Linked DNA regions of Homo sapiens: regions 1 and 2 are each linked to region 3. A link is a contact called in ENCODE Hi-C or POLR2A ChIA-PET data. All regions are on one chromosome and are shown on one strand. Each heading gives the region's core, a stretch centred on a gene start or an enhancer-like site at or near the end of the contact. The rest is flanking DNA. Distances are from core to core; before and after follow the strand shown. Region 1 overlaps PSME4 (proteasome activator subunit 4). Region 2 overlaps PSME4 (proteasome activator subunit 4). Region 3 has its middle 14 kb from the start of EML6.

Region 1 (4,487 bases), core at 1,434-3,933, 800 kb before region 3:
TTCTAAAATGTCAGTTATTTAACTATGTTTCTCACCATAACCCAGTACAGAGGATAGCAACAATACCTTCTCAAGTTTCAAAACCAAGCCCATAGAGTATAAACAAAGAATGGCTTCTTTTTCACTAACTTACTTCAAAGCTTATTAATATTGTATATTAATAGTATCAAACGTTAATTTGCTTTTTCAGACTTTCAAGACCAAATTCCTCTTAAAATTTTGTTTTCCTTCTATAAAGCTTCAACCACTGGCAAACCTGAGCATCTTAAATATTTTTGCATGATCAAAAATATGTATGTATCCAAAATCTGTTAGTAAAAAATAAAATCAGATTCCTTTACATGAACGTTATGTCTTTACTGAAATTAGATTTCACCAAAGAGAAAAGGCCTGTACTCAAGAGTAACAAGAATAAAGCACAAGAGAGTTCCCACCCTCCCCCCGCCCACTGTTAGAGCAGGGGAAGTGCTTGCTATGAGCCATCCTATTAGAGTATGTGTCTCCCCACTGCTGCCATAAACACTTAGTTTTCTGAAGTAGAAATATACAGTCTGCAGCTTATGCAGTCTGTATCTAATGCCATATAATATTAAATCAAGCATGAATTTTAATTACTGTCACTTTAGTTACTGTCATATTATACAAATTAAAAAAAGCATTCTTTATAACCAATTATTCTCCATAGTTTTTACTATATCTAAAAAGCCTGTCATTTGGGAATTTAAAGTTTTTCAAACAAGTTTCATCTAAGAGTCCTGACACCAAATTTCTTAAAATCCATGTGACACTTTGAATTGTTTTCTTATCAGGGAATTTGAAAAATAATCATTTATGCTGACTACTTTAAAAAATCCTGTATAAGATTGTAAAATATTAAGTAATGTATTTAAATAAAAGCCTTATCTTCTTCCTCGACTTTTAAAACTTGGATTAAAATACAGCTTCCATATCTCCTACACAGAGGTGACCCTTGAACAACACAGGTGTGGGTCTACTTACACGCAGATTTTTTTTTCAACTAAATGTATTAGCCAGATGAGAAATCTACACATATGGAGGGCTGACTTTTCCTGTATGTGAGCTCTACAGGGCCTACTGTGGCACTTGAGTATGAATGTATTTTGGTATGCTGTAGGTCCAATCCCCTAACTTCACCAAGGGAAGACTATATATAGGACATATCTGGGTAGTATACATTACAGCTTTTGTTTATTCTTATCCACCATAATTTGATCTCTTCTTGCCTACCACAAATTAACTGGATTAACATGATTTACAATAAATGCTTCTCAGCAAGTGTAGCTATTTATTTATTTATTTTTCAAGATAGGATCTCCCTCTGCCACCCAGGCTGCAGTGCAATGGTACGATCATGGCTCACTGCAGCCCCAACCTTCCTGGCTCAAGTGGACTCACATACACCTCAGGCTCTTGAGTAGCTGGTACTACAGGTGCACACCACCTCGCCAGCTAATTTTGTTTATTTACTTTTTGGTAGAGACAGGGTCTCGCTATGGTGCCCAAGCTGGTCTCAAATCCCTGGCCCCAAGCAATCCTCCTACCTCCACCTCCCAAAGCACTGGGATTACAGGCATGAGCCATAGTATCCTACCTCTTCTGACCTTTAGAAGATTTTTTACTAAAAGAAATCTCTACCCATTACCCAAGTAAAATATCATGACTGTATCTCTTTGTGACATTATAGATCTCATTGTGCCCAGGATGTAATCTGTGATATATTAAACTGTTCTGGTAGCTTTTAGCTATGCACATAATCTTAAGTGAATAGTCTTAAGGCACTGTCTTACAGATCTATATTCTGACTAAAAGCTATGTTAACAATATGTAAGTCAAATCAAATTCCATCACTACCTCTCCCTTCCTCATGTGAAATCCATCCTACTCATTCACTAGTTCATTTTACAAACCATAGTATCATTTAACCTAAGGAACAATACAATTCAAAAAAATAATTCCAGCACAACATACTGTAAATAACACCCTCTATGTAATAATAATAAAATTAAATCTGCTTCATAGCTTCTAGATAGTACCAGGCCACCTAACATATAGTAAAATGTATTAAAATATTTGTACCACTAAAAAAGGACCTATGAATTTTCAACAACTATAGTATTCGTACCACTAGATGGGAATCTTCTTTAGATATGATTAGAGCAGGACTATGAAAAGAATCACTGGTAGGAAAGAAGGGATGCTGAAAAAGAAATAACTAATAACACAAAAACAAAATATATAATACAAATCACATATGTAAATGAAGGCTGGGCGAATTGTCATGAAACAGCTGTAAACAATAATATAAAATTCTTCCTGTGTATAAGTGAAAGAACATCCTATCTTCCCAATAACCCTTCCCCTTCCAAATAAAAATAAACATAAAAGATGTAAAACCAAGCCACTAATAGATTTTTTCCCTTCAAAGTACAAATGTCTCACAAGAGACAGTTAGGCCTATTTTTGTGTTCTATTATCCAATTCAATCCTAGGTAGCAATAATAACTATAAACACAAATGAAAACCTGGCTCTTATCCTGCCAGTGAACAAAGGGTCACTAAATAAAGAGAAATCTTATATGTTGCTAGATTTTAAATTAACTCTGAAAACAGGAACTACTTCCAAGTCTGACACATAAGCTTTTAAAAATAAATGAAAACAGTCAGAAGGTGAAATAAGGAGAAAACAGGGTTACTCACCGTGGAGTAGTAACTGTTTCCTTTTCTGTGTGCAGCTCCCCCAGCAGAGCTGGGTAGTTTCCTGGAGGTGCCAAGAGAGGTTAGCTAGCCCTGCCCCTCATTGCATAAGCAACACATCCTTTCACATATCAATGAAATGGTCTCACTATTAGACCTTAAGTATGAATTTCTTTGAGCGAAAAGTTAGTAAAAGCTGAGATCCTAAGGATGATTTAACTAAAAATGACGTAATAAATCTATCAGAGGAAAGGGGACACAAAATAAAGGAATATTTTGAGATGAAAAATGACTCCTCTACCTTGAGTAACCCTGTTTTTTAGATGTTAGTTTTTTGCATCCTGTGATAGCTGGTTAGACCTAAAAGATTATTTAGAGAATGGACTGCAAAAGGAAAAATTAATGATGATTTCAGGATTAAAGGCAAGGGTCCAAAATTCCTGTGACTCTGGAAAGACATAATCCAACTTCCACATCTATAAAGGTAGAATTATGAGTATAAACTATACCACAAATATTTCTCTTAAAACATTATCTAAAGGTTCCAAGAGCAAAATAGGTCCTATTTTAAGATTAATTCAACAACCTGTGATATCTGACAAAACTGTTAAAAATTCAAACTGTTTTCAATAGTACGAAATAAGAAAAAAATTTATCCTTAATTACCCACAATTACTTTATTATATCCATCCTTTGAAACTGTAAAGTTTATAGTAAGTATAAGATATTTAGTGGCCAGGCGCAGTGGCTCACGCCTGTGATCCCAGCACTTTGGGAGGCAGAGGCGGGTGGATCACAAGGTCAGGAGTTCAAGACCAGCCCAGCCAAGATGGTGAAACCCTGTCTCTACTAAAAATACAAAAATTAGCCGGGCATGGTGGCACACGCCTGTAATCCCAGCTACTCGGGAGGCTGAGACTGGAGAATCACTTGAACCTGGGAGGCAGAGGTTGCAGTGAGCTGAGATTGTGCCACCGCACTCCAGCCTGGGCAACGAGTGAAACTTCGTTTCCAAAAAAAAGATATTTAGTAACCCTATATTGCTAAAGGCCCAAAGGTACATGGCATCCCCAAAGTGGATACCATTAGGTAGATCATTTACTTTTATGCTTAGGACTTGGCTTTTTATTTTTTGTCAATCTCTAATATAAGAATATAGCACAGAAGACAGGTTTTCCCATTTAGTAGCCACTTCCCTGAACAATGAGATTTTAAGACCATCCCACATACCCTATTAGGACTAAGTTAGACATTCTCACAGGAAAACTAAAAAGTAACCTAAGCTTTGGCTGGGCGTGGTGGTTCATGCCTGCCAGTAATCCCAGCACTTTTGGATGTGGAGACAGGCAGATCGCCTGAGCTCGGGAAATTGAGACCAGCCTAGGCAACAAAGCGAAATCCTATCTCCACAAAAAATACAAAAATTAGCTGGGCATGGTGACCCACGCCTATAGTCCCAGCTATTCGGGAGCTGAAGTGGGAGGATCACTTGAGCCCAGGAGATGAAGGGAGCAGTGAACCAAGACTGTGCCACTGTATTCCAACCTGGACAACAGAGCAAGACTCTATCTCAAAAAAAAAAAGGCTGGTGTGGTGGCTCACACCTGTAATCCTAGCACTTTGGGAGGCCCAGGTGGGAGGATCACTTGAGCTCACAGACCAGTCTGGGCAACATAGTGAGACCTTGTCTCTCTATATTTTTTTTAAAGTAGAAGAAAAAAAAAAGAAGTAAACTAAGCTTCTAGGGTCTTTTTGTTTGTTTTGTTTTTTTA
Region 2 (4,264 bases), core at 300-2,799, 770 kb before region 3:
AGAAATTAGCTTTCACAACCAATTGATGAGAGTTCGATAACCCTCCCAGGCACTTTAAGGCCAGCAACAATTATCAAAAAGAACAATAGCATCTCTTTGAGCAGATACTTATAAAGTTAGTCGAGTAACATTAAAAATTATAACTTACTTTACAACATGTAGTTGCCTCAAGTGAATACAGGAGACCAACATAAAAATGTGTGTATGAATTTATAATCCACATTTCTTTTTTAATAAAAAGGCCAATGTGTACTGGTTTAAACACGTGACCAGAATGGAATATTTAAATATTTACTAGATCATAGTCAAGCGGTCAAATGCAAACAAACAATATAAACAATGGAGCACTAGATAATTTTGAGCTGGAATTTTAAAATACGTGTGTGACTACTTACAGTATGATATGTACAAGTAAAAATAAAATTCCCCAAATCTCAAAAAAATTTATATATATATAATATATATTTAAATATATATAATACATATTTAAATATATATAATACATATTTAAATATATATATAATACATATATAAATATATATATACATATATATATATATATATATATATATATATATATATATATATATATATGAAAGGAGTAAGTTTCAGGCAATGTCTCCACCTGACACTTTCTTATTAAGCTTTTTGAAATTCTTAAGTCCAGAAGTCTATCCAACTTCTCTGAAAGTTTAGGAACTAATCTGCAAAGAAATTCCAAGGAATAACAGAGAGCAAACTCATCACAAATAATCAACATATTATATAACCAAGAGAGGAAAACTATAATCTCATTACTTGGAGCAGTAGAAATCCTCTTTAATTTCAAAACTACTCAGAGAAAAATTAACTGAAGAGGCAACTAGATTACAACACATGAGATGACTTCTAAAATAAAAAAGAAACTACATGGCCAAAAGGCCATCAATAAGCACTGTCTCTGATCATGAGAGGGAGGTTCTTCTTTTTCTTATGAAAAGGCTAAGCAATTCAAAAACACAGTTTAGAGAAAATCTAAGTTTGCCCATTAAAAAAAAACAGGGCAAACTTCTATCCAACTACGTTTAAAGCTCCCTGAAGACCACAGCTATGATTTTTATTTCTGGGCACTTCCAAAGTGCTTATAAAAAGGCTATCTGCTCATATATATTTATACTTATCTGTCTATTGATTTGTAATAATAAACATTTTATATCAGAGTAACAAAAAGCACAGATCTTGGGTCTTCTTTTAGTAACAAAGTATAGAATTAACAGCTAAGGTTTAAAGAGTCATCTAGTTTTAAACTAAATTACTCAATTTAAATGAAGATTTTTAAAAGGTAATTCTAAAATTGTAAACTGTTTATCCATGAAAATGAGCATAAGATACATAATTCTATCAGTACTAATGCTTGTGTTCTCATTAATATTACATTTATTTTATTGGTTCTGCGCTACACAGAAAACCTGCTGTTTTCACATACGACCTTGCTATACCAATATACTTTCGCATAATGTCATAAACGATTCTAGAAAGCAAGTCATAAAAGGCTGCAAAGCTACATGTTTTCTTCAGTTCCCTTCACGCTTCAGAAGAATAGGAAGTTAATTATAACACTTGATAGAGTCACTTCACTTATTAGAGGATTAGGGTATGTGGGAATGCAATTTAGTTACTCTAAATAAAGTCAATTTCAACCCCTTCTTAAATATAAGGCCTGTACCATTGGATTTATGATGTTTATCCAGAAAAGGGTACAATCTCTCTAACCTGTGATATCTGTATAGTGACCTTTTGTGATTCTTGTAATCTCTCAAGATGAAGGGAACAATGTTTCTGTTTAAAAATAAAATAAAAGGTTAAGGCTAGATGCTACTAGACTACATTTCACTAATTTTTAGAGGGAGTGAATAATCACTAAATACTTTCCAACTGTTGGAAATGTATAATACTAAAGTGATAACAATTCAAAACACTTGTTTTTTTTTTTAAAATCAAAAGGGATCTACAGAGTAACTAAGCTTTGGATGGGTTTTCTTATACCCTATTTCCTCTTTAAAAAGATACATCAGGTTGAAAAAGAAAGCCACAGTAGTGCATATAATGGTTTACAGTTTGGCCTTAGAGTCAGACAGATCTTAATTTGAGTATCAGTTCTGCTACTTCCTAGTTATATTATAGCTGTTTTCTCATCAATATAAGCAATAATACCTACCTCTCATAAAGCTGTTACAAAAATTAAATGAGATAAGGTATAGAAAGCAGGTATACGGCCCAGAATTAAGGATAATAAATGTTAATTATTATTTCATACTTAGCCATAATAAATTGTATTCTCAATTTCCTTAAGAATTAAACTTTTGTGCTTATTTTGCTCTTACTGCCTCTGAGTAGCTACTAATTTATGATTTAGGAAATCACATCAAAATAGGAAATTCCTCCCCAACTGCCACCCTATTATTAAGGGTAAAAAGAGAGTTCTTGTCCCAGTTCTTAAGCTCTTGTTCCAGTTTCAACCAATGATTCTGTGTGAATTTTCCTCTCTGGACCTCGATTTCCTTATGATGCCATTAACAAAGTAAATGTCAAATACTAACAGATAAGCCTGAGGAAAACCAATAGTCTTCGCCTCCAGTTACTGAGACAGTGAACCATATAAACTTGCAGATTTATGCCTCCTGCCCCCTTGGCTCTACCAGGACAATATTCACTTCTAAACCAGGGAAAAGTATAGCAAATGATATATTCAAGATGAGAGTAAACTAGGCTGCTCATAGCCAGAAGTACTTGCAGCTTCACTTGACAGTTCTTGAACTAAAATTTAACTTCAGAATAATATTTGCTTTTTCATAAATGAACTGGTTTTAACTGTAATGATGGACTATTCTGTATATATCTGCCTTCATCCCTTTATAATTTAATGGTAACTGTTTATACAGTATTTCTTTTTCTTAAACCTGTGCCAGGCACTTCATCTAGAAGTCAGTTATACTTGCCTTCTCTACACCCAAACAAATCCACCGTAAGTTAGTTAGACATTATCCATCTCATATCTTATCTTCAAAATCTAATATTGATTGCTCAGTTAAACTAGTAAGTAGTCATTTTTCATTGCCACTTCACTCAAAATTAGGGCCAAGATAATTTCACCATAAAGAAAGGTATAAATACGCCAGGTGCAGTGGCTCATGCCTGTAATCCCAGCATTTTGGGAAGCCGAGGCGGGTGGATCACGTGAGGTCCAGAGTTCAAGACCAGCCTGGCCAACATGATGAAACCCCATCTCTACTAAAAATACAAAAAATTAGCTGGGTGTGGTGGCGCACACCTGTAATCCCAGCTACTCAGGAGACTGAGGCAGAAGAATCGCTTGAACTCGGGAGGCGGAGGTTGCGGTGAGTCCAGATTGTGCCACTGCACTCCAGCCTGGGCAACAACAGCAAAAAAAACTCCATCTCAAAAAAAAAAAAAAAAAAAAAGGTATAAATAATAAGTATAGCATTTTCCTTGCTGATGCACATTAACATTGACTTTTCATTAAAATTACTTTTAAAAAGTATACTTTTAGGGCAAGGGTTAGGAAATTATAATAATCCTTACCACTCATGTAAAAAGAGCATACATAATTGTTTTAAATGACAATAAGCCTGATCAACTTGAACTAAGTATTTTTTAAAATTGCTTTTAAAAGATCAGTTTTTAAAGAAAGAACACTGTAGCACAGAAACAACTTTTGTGAGAAACACTATCAAAATCATTAATAAAATCTGGTAAATTTTTTTTTTTTGAGATGGGTGTCTGGCTCTGTAGCCCAGGCTGGAGTGCAGTGGGATGATCTTGGCTCATTGCAGCCTCTGCCTCCCAGGTTCCAGTGATTCTCCTGCCTCAGCCTCCTGGGTAGCTGGGATTACAGGCATGCGCCATCACACCAGGCTAATTTTTGTGTTTTTAGTAGAGATGGGGGTTTCACCATGTTGGCCAGGCTGGTCTCAAACTCCCGACCTCAGATGATCCATCTACCTCAGCTTCCCAAAGTGCTAGGATTACAGGTGTGGGCTACCATGCCCAGCCGAATTTTGTTAAAATTTTAAATTTCCAAATAAAAGAATATTTTTTAAATAAATAGGATGTTCTCCAAATACTACATTAAAAAATAATTGTAAATATCATATTAATAATCGTGGTTTACAACCATAAAATCTTTTAAATTTCAACAAGTTTTAGGAGAAATTTTTCTCACCATTTGATTATCATATTAAATTTTGTAATTACATATCATCCA
Region 3 (4,364 bases), core at 1,020-3,519:
CTTTGAGGATGAGCATAATATTTTTTCTAATGTAATTTTTTGTTGGGATATAATTCACATGCCATAAACCTTACCATTTAAAAGGTAAAATTCAATTGTTTTGAGTTTATTCACAAGGTTAGCCAAGTCTCTTTATTTTATTGTAGTATTTTTAATTTTTTTGAGATGGAGTCTCGCTCTTGTTGCCCAGGCTGGAGTGCAGTGGTGCAATCTCGGCTCACTGAAACCTCTGCCTTCCAGGTTCAAGTGATTCTCCTACCTTAGCCTCCTGAGTAGCTGGGATTACAGGCGTACACCACCATGCCCAGCTAATTTTTGTATTTTTAGTAGAGACAGGGTTTCACCATGTTGGCCAGACTGTTCTCAAACTCCTGACCTCAGGTGATCCACCTGTCTTGGCCTCCCAAACTGTTGGGATTACAGGCATGAGCTGTCACACCCAGCCCTATTCTTTTTAAAGAGCCCTAGATTAGGAGTGAATTGCACTGATTCCACATTGTTTTCCCCACTCTTTGAAGCAGGATCTAATATATGATGTGTGACTGAATTATACTACTTCATGAAAATATATTGCCCATATCAAACTAATGCTATTAATGAACTGGCCATAACATTTTAGAGGTGGGAGAGATCCCAAAGATCATTTGGTCTTACTCCTTCATTTTATGGTTTAGTAAATTGAAACCTAAAGAGATTGACTGCTTTGTTCAAAGCTGCAAGGAAAGTGGTTAGAGCTGTGGTTAAACCCAGGTCTTGTTTTAATTTCATGTGTCCCTAGCTCTATAAATCTATGTCATTCTGTTTAGTGTTCACCTTTAGACAGCAGAACCAAAAACCTCACTAATATAGAAAATTAGGTATTTGCAGGTACCAGCAGCAGGGTTCAAAAGAGTAAATTTTTTAGTCTCCTTCCCTTTAGTAAAGTGGATATTTTCAGAAATACAGAATTTTGGGTGTCAAGCTATTTGGATAATCGTTTCTCTAGTTTTCCTCACTCTAGAACCCAACTATGTGATATTGAGGCCTTTATATTACCATTCATTGATGACATAATACTGTCCCTTCTGCGTGCAATTTTGGAAATTTATTCATCTATGCTGCATAATGGTAGCAATTTAATGAACTTGTAACATATTATTTAGCTCATTAAAGTCTTTGCATTTAAACAATGTTGATGCTTTTAAGGTTGTGAAGAAATCTTAGTTTAATGCAGAATTAGTTCTAATACATTCTAGAATTTTATCAGAAAACTTTCATGGCCAGGCAAACTAAAAACACAGTAACAGTAACTCAGGCAATCACACAGACTCATGCATAATTAAATCCTCCTTTTACATTTTTTGGGAGTCTTCTTTGAGAGGATATTTTAAATATTGATGTTGTGCAACTATAATTAATAATAAATATTTGGAGTGCTATTGATGACAGTGGTGGGCCTTCCGGAGCAGCCGCTGCCACCACGCTGGCTGCAGTGGGGAGGCGCAGGCGGTGGTGGCAGGAGCCGCTGCAGGAGCAGCAGTGGCGGTGGTGGGTGTGCCCCACGTCCCCTGTGCCCCGCGTTCCTGAGGCAGCCAACTGCACCACCCTCACCTTCACACAGCGGGGCAGGACCCACTCCCAGGTTTGGGACCTCCACTGGGGCCTCAACCTTGCTCCCGCCACGTCTTGGCAGCCCCCGAGCCCCCAGCTGAAGGCACAACCAGGACTCATGGGGCCGCCTGAGAGCGTCGGGTTTGTTTGTGCAGAGTTTGCAGGGGCTGCTGCGCCGCCTGCACCTTGCCTACCGCTGCTGCAGGCAAAATGCGGAGAGGAGGCTAGCAGACCCTGGAGCCCACCCCTGGGAGACCCCTCGGAGCCTGCCGTCCTGGGAGCCCCCATGGTGGGGCCAGGCCGATTCACCCACTGGCAGGGGAGCAGTACGGTGGGGCATGGAGGGACAGGCAGAGAGGAGCCTGGAGGAGGAGCTGGGCCCGTGGCAATGCTGTGTTCCATGGAGTCGGCAGGAGCCCCGCCTTCCCAGGGACAGCTGTAGCCGCCCAAGTCGTGGCTGTGGACCCAGGCCTCCCTGTGCTCTTGGGGGCCGGGAGCAGGCAGGAGCCCTGCCCTCCCAGGTGCAGCTACAGCCGCCTAGCCGCGGCTGCGGATCCAGGCATCTCCGCACTCTTGGGGGCCAGGAAGGCCCCCCTTTACCCCCGCAGCCTTGGAGGTGTCTGCTCCTGCTGCCTGGCTTCTCCCAGCTCCTGCTGCTCACTCTGATCTCGGAGCAAGGTTGGGGCCAAGCCCAGGTGCTGTTGCAGCCCAGCTGGGTGTGCGCACACTCAGGGCAGCGCTGACACACCAGTCCCCTGCCGCCTCAGCCTCCTCTGGGCTTTGGGCACCGATAAGCCCGTGAGGGAGGCCGCGGCAGGGGCTGAGGGCAGCTTTGCACTGGCCTGCTGGTGCCCCTGGGCCGGAACCGCCTGGGCACCATAAAGGCGGCAGGATCAGACAGGCTCCTGGGAAACAGGCAGGTCCCTGGTGAAGCCCCACCTTCCATCCGGGGAAGGTCTGAAGTCTGGCGGCCGGGCTGCTGGTCCCGTGATCAGAGTGGGAACTTGTGGTGCTTTTTTCGGGCCGTCCATGGCTGCTAATGGACTGACTGGCACACACTTCCTCCCCTCTGAGGCCCATAAAAAGCCACGGACTCAGCCAGACCTGAAGAGACGATGGGACGACCTACCTAAAGAGAAGACCTACCCTTCTCTGCTGAGAGCTGAACACTCATTGGGAAAACCCTGGCTACCTAGAGGAGCTACCTACTGCGGGTCTCCTCTGAGCTGTTCTGTTGTTCAGTAAAGCTCCTCTTTGTCTTGTTCATCCTCCACTTGTCCGTGTACCTCATTCTTCCTGGACACCCAGGACAAGAAATCGGGACCCGTCAAATGGTGGGGCTAAAAGAGCTGTAACACAAACAGGGCTGAAACACGCCTTTTGCTTGCCACGTTGCGGGCAACAAGAAGGAGAGAAGAGAGAAGAAAAGAAGAGCTGCAGCCCGTCAGGGATCCCAGACCTAGGAGCTCCCCGAGCCAGGTCTGTGACACCCTCTTTAGGGCTCTGCAGTTTCTGGCGTCTCCAAGCTTCTGGGTATCACCATGTTCCCTGATGTCAGCTGTGGAAGTTGCTTATGGTACGCCTGGTCTAGCAGCAGCCTTGCGGGGAGCCAGCTCTGGAGCCAGCACCTGGAGCTGCCCACCCTGCTGCAGCTGGAGTGCCTGGCTGCGCACAGTGGCCGGACCCCAAGCTCGCCCACACCTCTTGCTGCTCCACGCCTGACTTGCCCTTGGCAGGTGTGGGATCCAGGCCAGTAGTGCGAGCCAAGGGTAACCTTCCAGGCAGAGTGGGCGGAATGAGCCCAGAGGGCCAGAGCAAAACCCAGCAAAGGTACCACTGGCCACAGAGGTTTCTGGATGGCCAAGTGACACTCCAAGGATCCCATAACGCTATGTGGTATGTATTATAATCACTTTACATACATTCTCCAGTTCATCGAATTCTCACAACATATTTATGAAATGTGTTTTATTATCCATGCCTATTTTAAAGATAAGTAAACTGAGATGTTAAGAGATAAATAACTTGCCCAGGGTCACATATCCAGATGGTAGAATTGGACTTGAATGGAGATGTCTGACTCCAGAGCCCAAATCCTTAACCATCACCCTACACTTTCTCCCTATTCTCATTGGAGAAAATGATAAACCAAAATCTTACTTGATTCATTTTAATGAAACTATAATTTAATAATGAAAGTATAATTTATAATAATGAAACTATAATGAAAGCACTCTGCAAGGATAATGAGTAAACACCTTCAGATGGAAATAGGCCCAAGAGAAGATTCTGTAGCAGATGCTGCTCACCTGATTATGACCTTAGTATTTTGGCTGAAATAGTCAGTGAAGACACACCCTGTCCAGAATCCTGGCTCTAACAATATTTGGAACAGTTGAAAAATATTAATTTTAAAAACTGGAAAAAAGAGATCTATGGAGCATGTAGAACATATAAAAAATAGAATAGTAGAGCAAACTTACATGTGCTCATTATCCAGCTTTAGTAATTATCAGCTCAGGGCCTATTTGGCTTTATGTAGAATCCCATCCACTTCTCCCTACCCTCTCCAGATTATTTCTAAACAAATTAAGCAAATTCACACTTCAAATCTTTTCATGGTGAATAATTCAGCATGAATCTCTAAAAGATAAGAACTCTTGTTTGAAAGCATAACCACAATACCATTATAACTTCTAAAATTTAATAATACCTTAAAATCATCAAACATTGAGTATTAACAGTTTCATGATTATCTCATAGTTCTTTTTTTT

Evidence for each region. A loop is a pair of places that touch in the nucleus more often than their neighbours do. ChIA-PET counts read pairs that join two places held with the same protein, here RNA polymerase II (POLR2A). Pooled maps may share reads with other maps.
Region 1: a map of CD4-positive, alpha-beta T cell shows a loop between it and region 3 (4-fold over the local background). The contact joins two enhancer-like sites. A Hi-C loop is called at or near these places in 5 of 168 maps with a recorded cell type or tissue (CD4-positive, alpha-beta T cell, CD8-positive, alpha-beta T cell, PC-9 and 1 more) and 8 of 50 pooled maps. POLR2A ChIA-PET finds 5 or more read pairs at or near these places in 1 of 52 experiments (activated T-cell).
Region 2: a loop to region 3 is called in a map of B cell, with 2.5 times the contacts of the local background. The contact joins two enhancer-like sites. A Hi-C loop is called at or near these places in 2 of 168 maps with a recorded cell type or tissue (B cell and PC-9) and 2 of 50 pooled maps.

Annotation. Positions count from the first base shown.
Region 1 is chr2:53,911,153-53,915,639 of GRCh38, forward strand. The region is part of intron 20 of PSME4 (proteasome activator subunit 4); the gene reads right to left. Among named protein-coding and RNA genes, the nearest start is that of GPR75-ASB3, 53 kb to the left of the region's middle. Within about 2 kb of position 2,684, at least 3 of the 41 ENCODE cell types and tissues checked have a DNase peak (open chromatin) inside an H3K27ac peak, as active enhancers do.
Region 2 is chr2:53,940,407-53,944,670 of GRCh38, forward strand. The region is part of intron 3 of PSME4 (proteasome activator subunit 4); the gene reads right to left. Among named protein-coding and RNA genes, the nearest start is that of PSME4, 28 kb to the right of the region's middle. Within about 2 kb of position 1,550, at least 2 of the 41 ENCODE cell types and tissues checked have a DNase peak (open chromatin) inside an H3K27ac peak, as active enhancers do.
Region 3 is chr2:54,707,127-54,711,490 of GRCh38, forward strand. No RefSeq gene overlaps it. Among named protein-coding and RNA genes, the nearest start is that of EML6, 14 kb to the right of the region's middle. Within about 2 kb of position 2,270, at least 11 of the 41 ENCODE cell types and tissues checked have a DNase peak (open chromatin) inside an H3K27ac peak, as active enhancers do.